Regions from separate parts of the Homo sapiens genome. Here region 2 is linked to region 1. A link is a contact called in ENCODE Hi-C or POLR2A ChIA-PET data. All regions are on one chromosome and are shown on one strand. The core of a region is the stretch at or near the end of the contact, and the rest is flanking DNA. Distances in the headings are between cores, read along the strand shown.

The links. A loop is a pair of places that touch in the nucleus more often than their neighbours do. ChIA-PET counts read pairs that join two places held with the same protein, here RNA polymerase II (POLR2A). Pooled maps may share reads with other maps.
Region 2: a pooled map shows a loop between it and region 1 (33-fold over the local background). The contact joins the promoter of SNHG19 here to the promoter of METTL26 in region 1. A Hi-C loop is called at or near these places in 8 of 50 pooled maps. POLR2A ChIA-PET finds 5 or more read pairs at or near these places in 2 of 52 experiments (CD4-positive, alpha-beta T cell and PC-9).

The regions. Positions count from the first base shown.
Region 1 is chr16:634,497-638,346 of GRCh38, forward strand. METTL26 (methyltransferase like 26) reads right to left here and starts at 1,809. Exons shown (of 6, transcript NM_032366.5): 1 at 1,598-1,809; 2 at 1,116-1,278; 3 at 785-844; 4 at 393-460; 5 at 223-301; 6 at 1-148. The coding sequence starts at 1,794. The coding sequence ends at 101. It overlaps TRG-CCC2-2 (tRNA-Gly (anticodon CCC) 2-2), which reads right to left and starts at 2,310; the gene lies at 2,240-2,310. LOC100287175 (a long non-coding RNA gene) reads left to right here and starts at 2,456. Exons shown (of 4, transcript NR_149003.1): 1 at 2,456-2,560; 2 at 3,527-3,630. RefSeq lists enhancers at 749-1,408, 2,839-3,613 and silencers at 1,471-1,650, 1,701-1,820.
Region 2 is chr16:2,153,249-2,157,098 of GRCh38, forward strand. SNHG19 (small nucleolar RNA host gene 19) reads right to left here and starts at 2,110. Exons shown (of 2, transcript NR_132114.1): 1 at 1,895-2,110; 2 at 1,534-1,674. It overlaps RAB26 (RAB26, member RAS oncogene family), which reads left to right. Exons shown (of 9, transcript NM_014353.5): 9 at 71-917. The coding sequence ends at 173. It overlaps TRAF7 (TNF receptor associated factor 7), which reads left to right and starts at 2,534. Exons shown (of 21, transcript NM_032271.3): 1 at 2,534-2,610. SNORD60 (small nucleolar RNA, C/D box 60) reads right to left here and starts at 1,857; the gene lies at 1,775-1,857. RefSeq lists enhancers at 1,899-2,098, 2,969-3,068, 3,079-3,218, 3,142-3,723, 3,724-3,850 and a silencer at 2,579-2,668.

The DNA of each region.
Region 1 (3,850 bases), core at 559-3,058:
GGGTGGGGCTGTCGTCCACAAGGTCCGGCCTAGGGAGGCAGGGTTCGTGCCTCACAGAGCCTCCGGCAGGGATGCAGGTGTGCGGGGGTGAAGGAGGGGCTTAGTTTTTCCGGAAGATCAGGCATTTGTTGTTGGCTGGCATGTCCACCTGGAGAAACACTTTGCTGGAGGACGGCCCTCAACCCCTAGAGAGGTTGCCTGGGCCCCCGCTCCCCCACCTACCATCCTCTCCAGGAGCAGGCCACTGGCCTTTCCCAGGTCCTCCAGGAGGGCTGTGTCCCGAAGCCCCCATTCTGGGTTCCTGCAGAGGGTGGGGAGATGGAGTCATGGCCTGGGGGGTGCCACCCAAGCCACCTGCCACCTGAGCCAGACCCCCCGCCTCTAGCTCTGACCTGCATCTGAGCATCAGGTCAAAGTCCACGTTGCTCTGGGGGGAGATCTTCCCATTGATGGCATAGGGCTGTGGGCATGGGGACACAGCCCACTGGACCAAGGTCGGGGTATTTCCCAGAGAGCCTGGGACAGACTTGCAGGCTGGGGTTTGGAGAATGAAAGGGCACCCCCTCCCTGTCCCCAAGAGGGAGTCAGCCAAGGCCAGCCTGGTGGGCAAGGGGGTAGGGAGGCTGGCAGATGACCCAGGGAGGGGTACAGACTGGAAGTGGAGGGGAGGCCGTGCTGGTGGCTGGGCGGGGGGCAGGGAGCCCAGGAGGGAGGACTCTCAGCAGGGCAGGAGACAGCAGCTAGGACTGGGAGCGGGAGGCCCGCCGTGGACAGGCCCACTCACCCCGTAGGTGATGAGCAGGGCCCTGGGTTTGAGCAGGTGTCCTGCTGCTCTGAAGAGCCCCTGGTGAGTAGGAACAGGACGGCAGTGAGGTGCTGCCCCCAACAGAAGCCAGGCCCTGAGGCTGGAGACCCTCACCCCGACTGTGATGGGGGAGGCTGGAGACCCTCACCCCGACTGTGATGGGGGAGGCTGGAGACCCTCACCCCGACTGTGATGGGGGAGGCTGGAGACCCTCACCCCGACTGTGATGGGGGCAAATCTGGCATCCCAGCTGCCCCCATGCAGGGTGAGTGGTGCCACGGCAGACACCCATGCTGGGCTCCCCACAGACCTCCGTGCAGCGCAGGGGGCTGACATGGGCCATGTTGATGCAGAGCAACAGGTCCAGCGACTGTGGCAGGATCCCGCCCCAGTGCTCCCAGCCCCACGTCACGTCCAGGTGTAGCGGGGCCTTCACGTTGGTCAGGCCCTGGGCTTGCGTGGTGGCCGCGATGCTGCAGGAGGCGAACGCTTGGGTGGGGGCCGAGTCCTGTGCACCCGCCTTTCCGACGCCCCCACAGAATTTCTTAGGGGAGGCTGGGGGGCACGTTGAGGAGCGGAGACCAAAGCGGCTGGGAAGGGGGACCCCGAGGTCCACCCACTTCCGCAGCCGCGGGGGCCGCACAGCTAGGGCCTGCCCCGGGGGCACCCCCAGGCTCCCACCCCGCACCCTCAGAGCCCGAGCCGCATCCTTTTCCTCCGGGGCTGCGGGCCGTGGGCTCTTGAGGCCCCGGACCGCCGCACCGATAGAAGTGGCCGCCCCGGGGGCCGCACCTGTCCAGGCAGCGCTGGTCCACGTCCGACGGCTGCCACTCGGCCAGGGGGAAGGCCCGCGCGAAGTGCGCTGCGTGCTGGCCGGAGCCCGAGGCCACCTCGAGGACGCGGACGCCACGCTGGGCCGGATCCAGGTACTGCCGCAGCACGTGCAAGATGGGATCCTTGTTCCGCTCCGCGGCCGCCGCCACCAGCATCGCGGCAGCAACAACTCCCCGCCGCGGACGCGGCGCGGGTCGCGTCGGGGGCGGTGGCCGGGCTTCCGCGGGGCACGTCGGGAGCTGTAGTCCAGATACCGCGGGGCACGTCGGAAGCTGATAAACTACAACTCCCAGGAGCACGCGCGCCTCCTGTTAAAGGACCAGCAGTCGCCAGAGGCACGGTGGGGAGCGGCTCAGCGGTGTGTGGCGGTCCCAGGCAGGGGACTGAACGGCGAGCTTGGCTTGCTGGTTTACAGGCGCCTCAGCTCAGGCACCCTGTCGCCCATGGCCGTCCAGGGTTTTCAGGGCACCTGTGTCACTCTCCGAAATTTGTGTCAGCGCTGCGCCAGACTGGGCGCCTTCCCTTGGTTTCGGGTTTTCTCTACTTTTAAATTTCTGGCGTTAGCGAGAGTTCGATGTTCAAATGGGAAAAAAAACTAAGTGCGCCGCCCGGGAATCGAACCCGGGTCGCAAGAATGGGAATCTTGCATGATACCACTACACCAGCGGCGCTGTCTAAGACAGTTGCTGCCCGCGGAGACAAGAGACTGTGACGCGGGAAGTCCTCCGGGCGTGCGCCGCCGCTGGCGCCGGGCTCAGCGCAAGGGAGCTGGCGACTGCATAGGAGGACCCAGCTGGCGGGACCGCGAGGGTAAGAGTCTCGCGGTGCCCCCCAGTGCCGGAGGGGAAGGAGCGGGCGTGAAGGACGCGAGCTGGAGGACAGTCTCGATTCGGGCCTGAGCCGTGGAAGCCGTTGGCCTTCGTGAGCCGATGGGGGCGAGGCCCTGTCGGGGCGGGGCTGGGGAGAGGGCGGGGCTGGGCTGGGGCCCCCTGTTGGTCCGAGTTTAGGGCGGGGTTGCCGGAGGGGCGGGGCCATATCGGGGCGGGTCCGAGAGGGGAGGCGGGGCTGGGGGGCGGGACATGAGTGTGGACTGGCGGGTTGGGGCGGGGCCAGAGCGGGGTTGCGGCAGGGGCGGCAGGGGCGGCAGGGGCGGCAGGGGCGGCAGAGGGCGGGGCGGGCGGTCCCAGCCTGCAGAACTGGGCGGTCTGCGGGAGGGGCACGAATAATGCCCCAGGGTTTCTCTGTGACACTGGGGTAACAGCACCAGCTCAGGGCCCACGGATAGCGTGAGGGGTCGGTCGGTGACCCCCGAAATCAAGTCACAGGCCGCGATTTATGTGCGCCCGAGGGTTGGGGTCCCAGCCTCAGAGCCGGGCTCTTCTCCAGAAAGTGCCAAGCGCCTGGCTCTGCATTCAGGACTGGCTTAGCGCCTTTGCTGAGCCGTTTTTCACCAATGGGAACCCCATATCGCTCTGGCTAGGGCAAGGACGTTGGAAGGGGTAAACCAGGGAGGGCCAGTCACGTGGCTCAGGGTAGGAGAGTGGCTTACAGGCTGCCAGTCTGGGACTGGGAACGCGGGCCATGGGGGGCTCAGGGAGTCAGGGGTCAGGGACAACCCTGCCAGGAGATGTTGGTGTCCGCCGTGGTGGTGACTGGCCAGACCCTGCAGCAGGCTCTGCGGCCCAAGCCCACGCTTTCCTCGCCTGACTGGCCGCCTCCATCTCTCTTTCTGTGGGCTGAGCACTTTCCCTGCGCCTCCTTCAATGCGCACCCTGCCCCCAACCCCCACCTCGAGGAGAGCCCCAGGAGGAGGGACCTATGATGACCAGTGGTTCTCCTGGGGCCCATGCACCTCTCCTCACCCAGATTTCACCTGGGCTTCCCTAGGCACAGGAAAGAGGAGCCCGAGATCAGTCTCTCTGCGCCTCCCTGCTTCCCCCCTTGAATGGAGCTGCGTTCAGGAGCTGCCTACAGTGCCCAGCGCATGGCAGGTTTAGTGTTGCCTGACTTCAGATATGGCCTATTGTTGGGGCTGGATGTTTGGGCCTCGTGGCTTGACCACCAATGGCTGAAGCAAACGCTAGCTCTGCTGAGCTCTGGGCCAGCCCAGCTTGTCCTTGCCGCCTGCAGTGGGCCCCAAAGGTGGGGGGCCGCCTTCGGGAGCCTGTGTGAGCTCGGGTTATGCCCTTCCCCACATGGGGCTTCCCTCCC
Region 2 (3,850 bases), core at 860-3,359, 1.5 Mb after region 1:
CCCCAGCCCAGGGCCTGAATCCTCATTAGAGTCCAGGCCATCGTGTCCCCTTGTCACCCCCACTCCGCAGGGAGTTGAAGCAGCGCTCCATGAAGGCTCCCAGCGAGCCGCGCTTCCGGCTGCATGATTACGTTAAGAGGGAGGGTCGAGGGGCCTCCTGCTGCCGCCCTTGAACCTGGCTGAGCTCAGTCCTCTGGAGGAAGCCGTCCAGTCCCTAGAAGGCTGGACAGAGGGTCTCCAGGCCCTTCTGACTTTGTTGCCCAGTGGCCAACGCCCGAGTGTCTGTTTTCAGGAGCCCCAGGTCAAGCCTTGTCCCTTCCTCCTCCCAGCAACAGTCCCAACAAGCAGGCTTCTGAGAGCCCGTGGCCGCACACTGGCCGCCACGGAAAAGCAGTCTTCTGCACGGGACGGGGAGCGGCAAGTGGACAGACTTTGCCACGGTGCTCTGCTGCCCCCTCCTGGGCACGTCCAGGTGAGGGAGGGCTGGGGCTGGCACCACGCACAGTGCCTAACCCTAGAAAAGCCATGTCTTCAGCCGCACATGCTCAGGCAGCTAAGGGAGGACGCCTGCCCACGCCTGGGACAGAAGGCTTCACTGCTAATCACATCGTGCATCTGTGTGTCCTGGGAGCTGCCTGCTCCCGGCCCACCCTCTAGGAGGCTCTGGCTCAAACAGCAATAGGGTCTTCCTCACTGACCTTGGAGGATGCCTGTGGCCTTGTGATAAAATGTGGGAAATCACAGAAAACACCAGAAACAACAACTGCCAGCCCGGCCTGGCCACAGGTGAGGTCTGTGATTTCCGAGCACGCTCCACCTTGCACTCAACTTGGCCTTTTGATTGCACAAGCCTTTGTTTTCAGTCCTAGTGAATAAAGTTGTGTTTTCTGGAGCGTCTGTCTCATCTGTTGAAAAAAATCCACTTCTAGAGCAGGATGCTGGAGTTTGAGAGACTCAGCAAGGCCCAGAACCCTCAGCAGGTGTGTGGCTACCATTCCTCCATGGCCCATGGCTGCCTCCCTAAGGAGGCACATGGGAACCCTAGGTGGTGTCAACTTCCCTCCACAAATCTCAAAAGCCTTTTTGGACTCACCCTGGGGCAAAAGGCATGAAAAACAGTATTTGACTGGGCGTGGTGGCTCACACCTGTGATCCCAGCACTTTGGGAGGCTGAGGTGGGCAGATCACCTGAGGTCAGGAGTTTGAGACCAGCCTAACACGGAGAAACCCCGTCTCTACTAAAAATACAAAATTAGCCGGGCGTGGTGGTGGGCGCCTGTAATTCCAGCCATTTGGGAGGCTCAGGCAGGAAAATCGCTTGAGGTGGAGGTTGTGCCATCGCACTCCCGCCTGGGAAACGAGCAAAACTCCGTCTCAAAAAAAAAAAAAAAAAATCACGGGCAGAAATGGAGAAGGCAATCCCAAGAGATGAAAAGTCACTGGTAACGAGCTTCCGTTTTCATGTCTGTACCCTTTTCCAAGATTGCCTGTGGATCAGCCAGACCTCTGGGGTGCCAGAATAGGAAAATAAAGACACTTGAGAGAAAACCGAATCAACTCACTACCTTTCTTTATTGCTAAGCACTTCAATAGACACAGCGCCCACCTTACCGCTAGGCCCTCCGGATTGAGGTTTACTTAGGTTCAAAACTTGCAGCCGGCTCGCGACGAAACCTGAAAGTCAGCGCCAAAATACAGACATTAAGTCCCCACTCCTTCGTTTCGGGCAACACCTGTTTCCACTCTCAGCTCCCCGTCAGGAGTGCGCACCCTCAAGCCTCAGTCTTGCTAAATAATCAGACTGCACGTGCAGTTTTCATACGAGGTGTCAGAAGTCAAAGCAATTCATCACAGACTGGGAGAATAAGGGAACCCAAGCCCGGCCCAGTCTTACCTGCAGGTAGCTGAGGGCCTGAGATTCGGGAAGAAACCTTTAAACGCTAAGGGACAAAGTGGTGCGTAGGCCAGGCCTGGACGCCCAGGGACCTGGCCGGCCTGCAGCGTTCGGACGGCCCTCAAAGCCACGCTCGTGGCTCAGTTCGTCCCAAGATCGTAGCACATGGCGAACGTATTAACAAACCTCTTCCCCCTCGGACTCGACCCCGAAAAGACAGGGGCGGGCGAGGCTCAAGCTTTTATAGAAACTGTCCCACCTCTGTCATTGGGCTATCCTGGCGGAAGTGCCCGCCTTCCCCCGCCGCTGGTACGCTCCGCTCCCTGCCGCGTTGTTTCCACCAATCGTACCGTGGCATTTCTTTTGGAGACGGTCTCTCAGACCCAGACCCGAAGCTCCTCCCTTATGCAGAGTCCGTGAAGCCTAACGGTGAGTGACGGATGAACAAAGCCAATCAGACTTCGATCTGCAACATAGAGTGATTCTGAAGCTGCCATTCCCGCCCCGCGACGACGAGGCCGCCGGAAGTCGTAGTTTCGGAAGTGCGGCGCGTGAGGCAGCCGTCCGGGCCCGGAGAGGCGGGGAACTACACGTCCCGGCGGGCGCAGCGGCCTGGCGCTTCCGGCTCGCGCGTCTAGTCCCTTTCCCGGCCGGCGGCCGAGGGGGCATCATGAAGCGGGCTGGCGGCGCTGCCGCTCCCGGGCGGCCGCGGGCGGGTGAGTGTCCCCGCGGCGCGCCCGACCCGGGGCTCGCGCCTCGGGACCGCGCGGTGGGGCGGGATCGGGCGCGTGGAGATCGAGGCGAGGCGAGGCGAGGCGAGGGGTCGGGCCGGGGCGGGGAGGGGGGGGCGGGGCTGAGACGGTCGGGGTCGGGGTCAGGGTCGGGGTCCGCGTCGCTGTCCGTCCGCCAGTCAGTAGTCCGTCCCTCGCTCCGTCCTGTTCTCGCGCAGTTCTTTACTCATTCCTTCTTCCTGCATTCCCCGAGACTCCCGGGTGCCAGGCACTGTTCTGGGCGCCGGGAGACCGCGGAGAACACGGTCCCAGTTCTCCTGTGCTCGGCGTCTGCTGCAGGGTTCCCCAACCTCCGCACCATCGACCACGCGGCCCGGGTCGCTTTTTGCTGCGAGGAGCTGCCCTGTACATTGTAGGATGTGGAACAGCTTGCCTGGCTCCTGGCCGCTAGATACCAGTAAACACCACCCCTTCCTCAATTGCGATAACAAATGTCTCCATGCATTGGCAAATGCCTCCTGCGGAACAACTCCCCCCATCCCCCATCTAGACAGACAGGGTGGTGGGATTGACAATAGGTAGTTAAAATCATGGGGAGCAGCGGTATGTGCTGTGAAAGAAAGAAAGAGGGTGCTGAAAAAGTGAGTACTGGCCGGGGGTAGGGGCGGCGCTACCGTTAGCCAAAGGCCTGTTGGAGAAGCAGCCAGTCCCAGGACATGCAGGAGGAGCATTCCAAGTAGAAAGAGCCAGATGTACATAGGCCTGGGGTGAGAAGGGGCCTGACGCACCCCAGCAAGCACTGGCAAGTGGAGAGGTGAAGTCGATGAGGCCGGACCAGGCTCACAGGGTGCATGGTGGGGTGGGGCGGGGGGGTTATTATGCTGGCAAATGACTTGGGGTTGAGGAAGCGCTGGAGAGGCGGTCCGATCTAGGTCCAGTAAAGAGCTTTCTAACTGTGTGTGGACCACAGACTTCAGAGTTCACTGGGGAAGCAGGAGAGAGGGAGGCTAGGCCATCGTCTCCTAGTCCCCACTGGGGTCCTGCTGTCAAGATACGGTTGTCTTGAGCCAGGCCAGAGTGGTCAGCTGGGGTTGAGTCTGGAGTCCAGGGGCAGGGGCCTGCTGGAGCCCACCCTGCTCTTGGGGGTGAGGGGCTGCTGGCTTGCTCAGGAATTTCATGCCGCCCAGCCTGTCTGCCCACCTTTCTCACTACCCCTCAGACCCCT